Linked DNA regions of Homo sapiens: region 2 is linked to region 1. The links are chromatin loops, found by intact Hi-C in ENCODE. Cell type or tissue: GM12878. All regions are shown on one strand. Region 1 overlaps IL12A-AS1 (IL12A antisense RNA 1). Region 2 overlaps IQCJ-SCHIP1 (IQCJ-SCHIP1 readthrough).

Region 1 (4,000 bases):
TTGTATGTCATATGTATTATATATTCTTAACATAAGCTAGAGAAAAGAAAATCTTGGCCAGGTGTGGTGGCTCATGTCTATAATCCCAGGAAGGACTGTCTTGAGACCAGGAGTTCAAGACCGGCCTGAGCAACATAGCAAGACTCCATTTCTATAAAAAAAAAAAAAAAATTTAATTAGCTAAGTATGGTGGTGCGTGCCTGTAGTCTAGTCTTAGCTACTCTGGAGGCTGAGGTGGGAGGATCACTTGAGCCCAGGAGTTCAAGGTTACAATTAGCTATATTCACACCACTGTACTCCAGCCTGGGCAACAGAACAAGACCCATCTCCAAAAAAAAAAAGAAAAAAAATGTTATTGAGAAAATTATATGGAAGCCAAGCACAGTGGCTCACACCTGTAATCCCAGTACTTTAGAAGGCTGAGGTGGACGAATCTCTTGAACCCAGGAGTTCGAGACTAACCATGGGAAAACATTGTCTCTACAAAAAATAGAAAAATTAGCAGGCATAGTGACATGCATCTGTAGTCCCAGCTACTCAGGAGGCTGAGGTAGGAGAATCACCTGAGCCTGGGGAAGTTGAGGCTGCAGTGAGCCATGACTCCACCACTGCACTTCAGCCTGGGCTACAGACTGAGACCTTATCCCAAAAAAAAAAAAGGAAGAAAATCAAAATCATATGGAAGAAAAAATACATTTACAACACTGCACTCTATTGACACCACAGGTTTACATTGTCTGTATATGAGGTGAATGATCTGCCTAAAATGGCAGGCAACCGCAGCTGCAGACCTCAATCTGTGGTTCAGATCAAGCAATTCAATTTTTCTTTGCAACATCATGACTTTTCTCCACTTCTTGGGAGCACTTCCAGCATCACTAGTAGCACTTTATATGAGTCTCATGGTGTTATTCCAGGTTTACATTATTGCACTAAACAGGAAAAATACAGGAGAACTGGGAGAGATCACTTTCTACTGCAATCCACAATTTACTGGAGAAATGAACTGCTCACTTGGAGATGATTAGCATCACAGTGGCATTTTAAGCAGATACTTGCAACACTTGAGCTCACTGCAATAGTAACAAGAGGCGGCTACAAAATTGTTACAGTAGTACAGTATTACAGTATTGTTGCAGTTAATTTATGCAGTTATGATAGAATATTGCATCTTTACATTTGTTTACATTTCTCTCAACTGCAAATAGTGCCATGTACAGTCTGTGTTTGTGTGGGTGGTTTTCTTTTTTTTTTTTTTTCTTTTGAGACAGGGTCTTGCTCTGTCACCCAGGCTGGAATGCAGTGGCAGGATCATGGCTCACTGTAGACTAGAACTCCTGGGCTCAAGCCATCCTCCTACCTCCGCCTCCTGAGTAGCCAGGCATAGTCCCATTTTAACATTTTATAATAGATTTCTGAATATTTTATGGTAGTAAATGATAGACTAGTGTCTGTGTATATTTTATGCATTTGTGACATACCTTTTTCTTAATTTTAGAACTACTTCTAGGCTACACAGTTCATCTGCAAGTTTTTACAAATTGTTGCAAATCTCCAAAAAGTTTTCAAATATATTTATTTTTAAAATTCGCATATAGGTGGATGCTTACAGTTCAAACTGATGTTGTTCAAGGGTCAACTGTATTTAAAAGTTCTTGTAGAAATTTATATGTGGTCTTACTCATTTCCTTAGTTTATCATTTGTGAAGTAGGTAGCACATAATAATGTGTTTCTTCAGAATAGTTACTTGTCATGTGTCAAAATTATTTTTTAAAAGTATAAACTTATACATAAATATTAGTGTGGTTATTTTCAGTAAAGTCATTTTTTTCTTTCAATAATTCTGTGGATACAAAAATTTAAGGCCATAGGCAGTAAAACTCATAGTCGGAAAGGGCTATCAATCTTCAGGTAGCCTGAAGGATGTGGCATATTGTCAGTGCTTAATAATAATATATCTTATCATTAACATTGACCTTTTTCGTGGCCTCTGGAGTTTTATATGCCTTGTCTAGAAGTTGTACCAATTTGCGGAGATAGTTGTGCAAAGTACTTGAATGTGGAAGCCATAGATGCTCACAGCATCGTCACTGAGGACCTTACACAAATAGATCGGAGGTAGACCAATTCCGGGATTAGTTAATTCAGTCACAGATCATCAAGGGCCCAGTTTCTGCTTTCCATTCTGCTTTTCTCAGTGTGTCATCTTTATTCTCAGGCTGTTTGTCTTCCTAATAACTCCCCATCCAAACATGAGAATGTCCAGAAAGAGAGGGGGTAACTGGCTTAGGTGTTCTTTCTAAATTTGCTTCCATAAAAGAAAAGGATTTCACTTTCTTCTCTCCACATACACATAGCCCTTCTCAGTACCCTATCTCCCCAACAGAGTCATATCACAATTCTACTAGAGACATATTCAGTATTTACATTCTGATGACATCTTAGACATTAGTCAGAAATGAGTCAGAGGCGATACTAGTATTTATATTCCCTTTCCTGTACAGCTTTGTGGGGTTTTTTAAAGTTAATAATTACTAATTTTATTTTTAAACATACTTTCTATTGTGTCAATCACAAAGTCTCTGTGGATCATCTTAATTCCTCTTAAGGTGTTTAGAAGCGTCAGGTATTCATAAAATCAAAGCCCTGAAGAATTTTCTCTTGGAGACCTCTGACCTCTTGACCTCTGATCTGAACCGGCATTTGGGGGTCTTTCTTTTCTTCTTTTTCTTTTTCTTTTTTTTTTTTTTTTCAAGACAGGGTCCCACTCTGTTGCCCAGGCAGGAGTGCAGTGGCACAATCACAATTCACTGCAGCCTCGATATCCTGGGCTCAAGTGATCCTCCCACTTCAGCCTCCTGAGTAGCCGAGGCCACATGTGCATACCACTACGCCCCGCTAATTTTTTATTTTTTGTAGAGATGGGGCTACATCACCCAGGCTGGTTTTGAACTCCTGGGTTCAAGCCATCCTCTCACCTCAGACTCCCAAAGTGGTAAGATTACAGGTGTGAGCCACTGCACCTGGCCTAAGGTCTTTCTTTAACATCAGTCTAGATATGCTCTTTCCCTCACTCTTCTTTTAGCTCTTCTCTTTCTTGGTTGACTCCCCAGTTTTGTGGATGCACCCACCAATAGCCTTCCTAAGAAAGAATGAATCAGAGGTAAATTTACGATATTTTGCAAATGCCTATCCTCATTTGATTAATAACTTGGTAGGTCGAAAACTAAAGGTTGGAAATTATTCTGTTCCTATATTTTGGAGACATTTCTTCATTTTCTTTTAGTTTCCAGTTTTGCTGTTGGACAATCCAGAACTGTTCTGATTCATGATCCTTTTCTACATAAGTTGTTTTCTTTTCTCCCTAGACATTTGTAGGATCTTATCTATGTCCCCTGTGTTGTGGAATTTTGTGAGAATATGTATGAATCTATTTTCTTTTCTTTTCTTTTCTTTTCTTTTCTTTTTTTTTTTTTGAGTCAGAGTCTCGCTCTGTCACACAGGCTGGAGCGCAGTGGCGCCATCTTGGCTCACTGCAACCTCCACCTCCTGAGTTCAAGAGATTCTCCTGCCTCAGCCTCCCAAGTAGCTGAGACTACAGCCGCCCGCCACCACACCTGGCTAATTTTTGTATTTTTAGTAGAGATGGGGTTTCACCACCTTGGCCAAGATGGTCTCCATCTCTTGACCTCATGATCCACCTGCTTCGGCCTCCCAAAGTGCTAGGATTACAGGCATGAGCCACCGTGCCCGGCAGAGTCTATTTTCATCTATGTTGATGGCCACTCAGTAGACTCTTTCAATTTCCTTTAGTTCTGGGAAATTTTGTCAAATGATTTCATTGATTATTTCGTCTCCATTTTTTTTTTAGTTCCACATTATAAATCTTCTTTAAATTACCAATTTAATGAGCAAAAAATAAAAATGTTTAAAGTTTCAATTTTCGTTTCTCTTTGGTAATTAATGATGTTGAGTAGATTTCCATGTCTTTACTATTTT
Region 2 (4,000 bases), 79 kb before region 1:
GGCCCGGGGAACTGTGGTTTTCAGATGTGAGCCTCAAGAACAGCCATGTCTCCCAGGGTGGGCAGGGTCCTGGAACAGGGGTTATCTGTTCTTCCACCCTGGGCACAGAGGCCTTCAGCAGCACCAGGTGGCCCCACTCATCCATTCAGGCTGCTTGGGAGCTGTGGTTGAGTTTCACCGAGAGCTGACTTCATCTTAAAACCCGCTTAAAGGCTAAAAGCAAACAAATCCTTCTTGAAACCTGAGCTCGTTTTAAGATGTCTTTACTAAAATCCCCTCTGAACCATTAGCTGTTATGTCATATAATTTCCTTTTCCTGAGAGTAACATTCTTGGTGATTACCACTATAAGGAATTATGTCTCACCCTATAAGAAGCTCTCTTCAGTTTCCTATGGGGATAATGTGGTACTAAGGCGATTTTCTGAATTTCTACCTGCGGCGTTTTTTGATTTTACGCAGACTACTAAATCTCCCCCAACTTTTTTTTTTCTTTCCTTTCCTGAGTTAGACTATATGGGATGTTTAAGTCTGGGTTAATCCTTCAAAAAGAAGTCAGCGTGGCCGCAGAACAACAGAATTTATGATCAGACTTTCTTCTGAGTGAAAATACATATATCTGGACATTGTAAACTTTATTTTGCTTTGTGTTTTGTATTGCGGGTTATTTTACATTTTTATAATCTGTGTATCCAGTAGCCAGACCCTTCTTCTCAAGACTTTATTCAATAAATAGAAAATGCTACATAATCCTAGATTCAAATTAGGGTTTGTCTTTAAAATGTGTCTGTTTTTAATTTGCTAACAGCTTTTTTCCCACCATCTTCCAATCCATAGAACTTGAGTATTATTATTAAAAGGGGGTTGATTTTATTTTTTTAGACCGACAGACATTAAAATTTCTAAACCTGCATGGAATCAAAGGGTAACCTGAACATATTAGATTTCTCCAGGAAAAAAATATATATGTGTGTCTGTGTCTGTGTGTGTGTGTGTGTGTGTGTGTGTGTGTGTGTGTGTGTTTATGTATGTATGTATATCCAATGGATAAAAGTAAAAAGGTGGCAAATCCCAGCTCAGTAGAAGAACAAACTGCCTAATAGACCATGTGTTGTCTCAGAGAGTTGATTCTACATCAGGGATTATTGTGACAGGACAAGCAGTATTAGAGTAAGTGACTTTAGAGAGTCATTTCACCTCTAAAATTCTGTTCCTTTTGTTTAGACTTTCAGTAAATAGAGAATGGAGAGCAACTCACATGTACAGGTCACTTGCCCTGCACTAAGCTCTGAATGAACTATTTTAATCCTTCCTGCATAACACTGGGTTTGCTACTATTCAACCCATTTTATCGATGAGGAAAACTGAGGGTCATAGAGCTTTTGTAATGTGCCTGGAGAAAGAAGTAAGGATTCAGAACCTAAGTTCAGCTCACTCCAAGCATCTTCAGATGATCAGAGTGGGGTGTGTTGCTTTCTAACCCCTAGTTCTGGGCCTGGCTCCCCCTTGCCTGTGCCATGAGGGTAGGGAGCAAATAGAGCTGGGCAGATTGAGGGAATGGCTGCATTTTCTTACAGGGGTTGTAAGCTGGGATTTTCAGTAATTACAGAATTTAACAATAGGTGGCAGTGCATACCCATAACAATTATGGTTCCCGTGTTAAATCAGATTTTCTTTTTCTGGGTTCTGTGTTGTTTTCAATAAAAGAATCACTTTAAATGAGTGATCTGATCAATTTCTACAAAGCATTCCTACCATTGGAATTGAAAAGTCAAATCTCAGGTAAGTTGTTCTTGGCATTTCTTCCTATGGCAGTAATAATGCCAGAGAAATTCAGCATCCTCTGCCCTAAACCTGGCTTAGGTCAGCTTCCTTGGGATCTTTTCTTGCGTAGGAACCTCCTTTTGCCTTTTCTTTCCCTAAGCTTACACAGAGACTGGGGCTACTAGAGATGCTAGGAAAACTACTTCTTTAAAAATGCTTTATCACCAAACAGTATTGAAATGTGTTCAACTTCAAAAGAAGGTTAGAACAAAAAGTTGGCTGTGCAGCCTGGCCTGCGAGTGGCAGCTACACGGCCAGGTTACCCTTTGTGACTGTGCTTCCAAAAACATCAGCCCTGGAGCTTCAGGATTCACCACACATATAATGGCTTCCCAAAGGTCTCTGTCCCTGAGGTTCTGTGTGCAGGAGGTGGTCTGCAGAACCTTGCTGTGTTCTAAGGCTGCACCTTACTGCCTGGGTTTGGGGCTTCCTTACATTTTTTTAAGTGTGAACCTGTGGTGTTTTCCTTCCTTAATGATATAAATGAGCTCCCTTGGTTGGCTTTTGGCAACTGCCTTAAAGATTTCCTTCAGATGACCCTATTCTGTCTATTTGGGAGAAAAGGAGTCTTTCTTCAGAGAGCTGTGGCCTTGGGATGCTGGCTCCAGTGAGAGAGTCTTTGATTGTCCCCCTGGGACGGGTTCTCTAGATGACACCACGCAGCCTTATTTGCCCGAGGACCCCATTCATCTTGATTGACAGGACTGTAAACTCAAAGACTCAACACATTTTTATTGTGCACCAACTATCTGTTTGGTATTGTGCTGGGTGCTCTAACATGGGGCCTTAAATTATTTTTCACTTACCATGAAACTGGCGAGGAAAAAACTCACAGAACATTGGAAAATCCTCTACTAAGAGTTATTTATATGTGGAGAGTAATATTGGTTGCTCATTTCTCCATGTGAAGAACACATAAGACTACTTTCTGTTAGCAAAATCAGACAGTTCTATTGGCTGAAGCCAAATAACAAACAGCTAAGTAGAACTAGTGTCCTGTTTGTTTCTGCCCAGACTGCAGAGTGGGATGAACTTGCAGATATGCTTTGTCAACGACAGTGGCAGTGATAAGGACAGTGATGCTGATGACAGTAAGACTGAAACCAGCTTGGACACCCCCTTGTCTCCCATGGTGAGTCCAAACAGCACCAGCTGAAGCTCGGTGTTGTGATTTCCGGGCCATTTAGCTTCTTTTCTGTTGTAAGGTGAATCAGGAACAAACATTTCAGAGATTAAAGAAGAAAAGTTTCTTGGAATTGCATGCTCCTAAAATTTGACAATGATTAAAAAGTCAAAGTTGTAATAAAATAGAGATATATAAGCTTTCTTAAAGTTAATAACTATTTTCATATTAAACCATTAGAGAAATCACCAGCCTGGGCAACATGGCAAAACCCTGTCTCTATAAAAAAATACAAACATTAGCTGATCATGGTGCCTATAGTCCCAGCTACTCAGGAGGCTGAGGCGGGAGGATCAGCTGAGCCCAGGAGTTCAAGGCTGCAGTGAGCTATGATGACACCTCTGCACTCCAGCCGGGGCAACATAGTGAGACCCTGTCTCTAACGAGAGAGAGTGTATTAGTTCATTTTCATGTTGCCGATAAAGACATATCCAAGACTGGGCAATTTACAAAAGAAAGAGGTTTAATGGACTTACAGTTCCACATGGCTAATGAGGCCTTGCAATCATGGCGGAAGGCAAGGAGGAGCAAGTCACGTCTTACATTTTTAAAACCATCATATCTGGTGAGACTCATTCACTATCACAAGAACAGTACAGGAAAGACCCACCCCCATAATTCAATTACCTCCCACTGGGTTCCTGCCACGACACATGGGAATTGTGGGAGTTACAATTCAGGATGAGATTTGGGTGGGTACACAGCCAAACCATATCAGAGAGAGAGAGAGAAATTAGATATGCTCTAAAAATTATAAAGAGAAAATAAGCTAAATCCAGTTCTTCCCTATTGGGCTTAGAAATATTAGCTCATGTCTTTCCTTCCCATTACAGAAGTTGGCTGAATAATCATGGGTGCCTGTTGCTGGAATTCTTTCCTCTCTGTGAGGTCTGTCTATAGCCTTTTTTACCAAAGACCAACAAAGAGGAAACTGTTGTCGTTGAGTGCAGTGCGACATCAGAACATCACTGGATACATGAGATCCTGTCCACGCA

Evidence for each region. Peaks named below come from ENCODE experiments on the same cell type or tissue, not always from the same donor. Only the 100,000 strongest peaks of a DNase experiment are listed, where the experiment ranks them.
Region 2: a loop joins it to region 1, with 4 times the contacts of the local background. A loop is called at or near these places in 1 of 110 quality-filtered maps.

What each region holds. Positions count from the first base shown.
Region 1 is chr3:159,962,105-159,966,104 of GRCh38, forward strand. All of the region lies in intron 9 of IL12A-AS1 (IL12A antisense RNA 1), which reads right to left. Among named protein-coding and RNA genes, the nearest start is that of IL12A, 25 kb to the right of the region's middle. RefSeq lists an enhancer at 2,056-2,335. In GM12878, no CTCF peak of the experiment used is centred here; a DNase peak (open chromatin) is centred at 2,377; H3K4me3 peaks cover 548 bases; H3K27ac peaks cover 1,125 bases.
Region 2 is chr3:159,883,371-159,887,370 of GRCh38, forward strand. It overlaps IQCJ-SCHIP1 (IQCJ-SCHIP1 readthrough), which reads left to right. Exons shown (of 10, transcript NM_001414413.1): 6 at 2,837-2,954. SCHIP1 (schwannomin interacting protein 1) reads left to right here. Exons shown (of 8, transcript NM_014575.4): 4 at 2,837-2,954. Among named protein-coding and RNA genes, the nearest start is that of IL12A, 100 kb to the right of the region's middle. In GM12878, a CTCF peak has its summit at 1,618 (motif pointing right); a DNase peak (open chromatin) is centred at 1,651.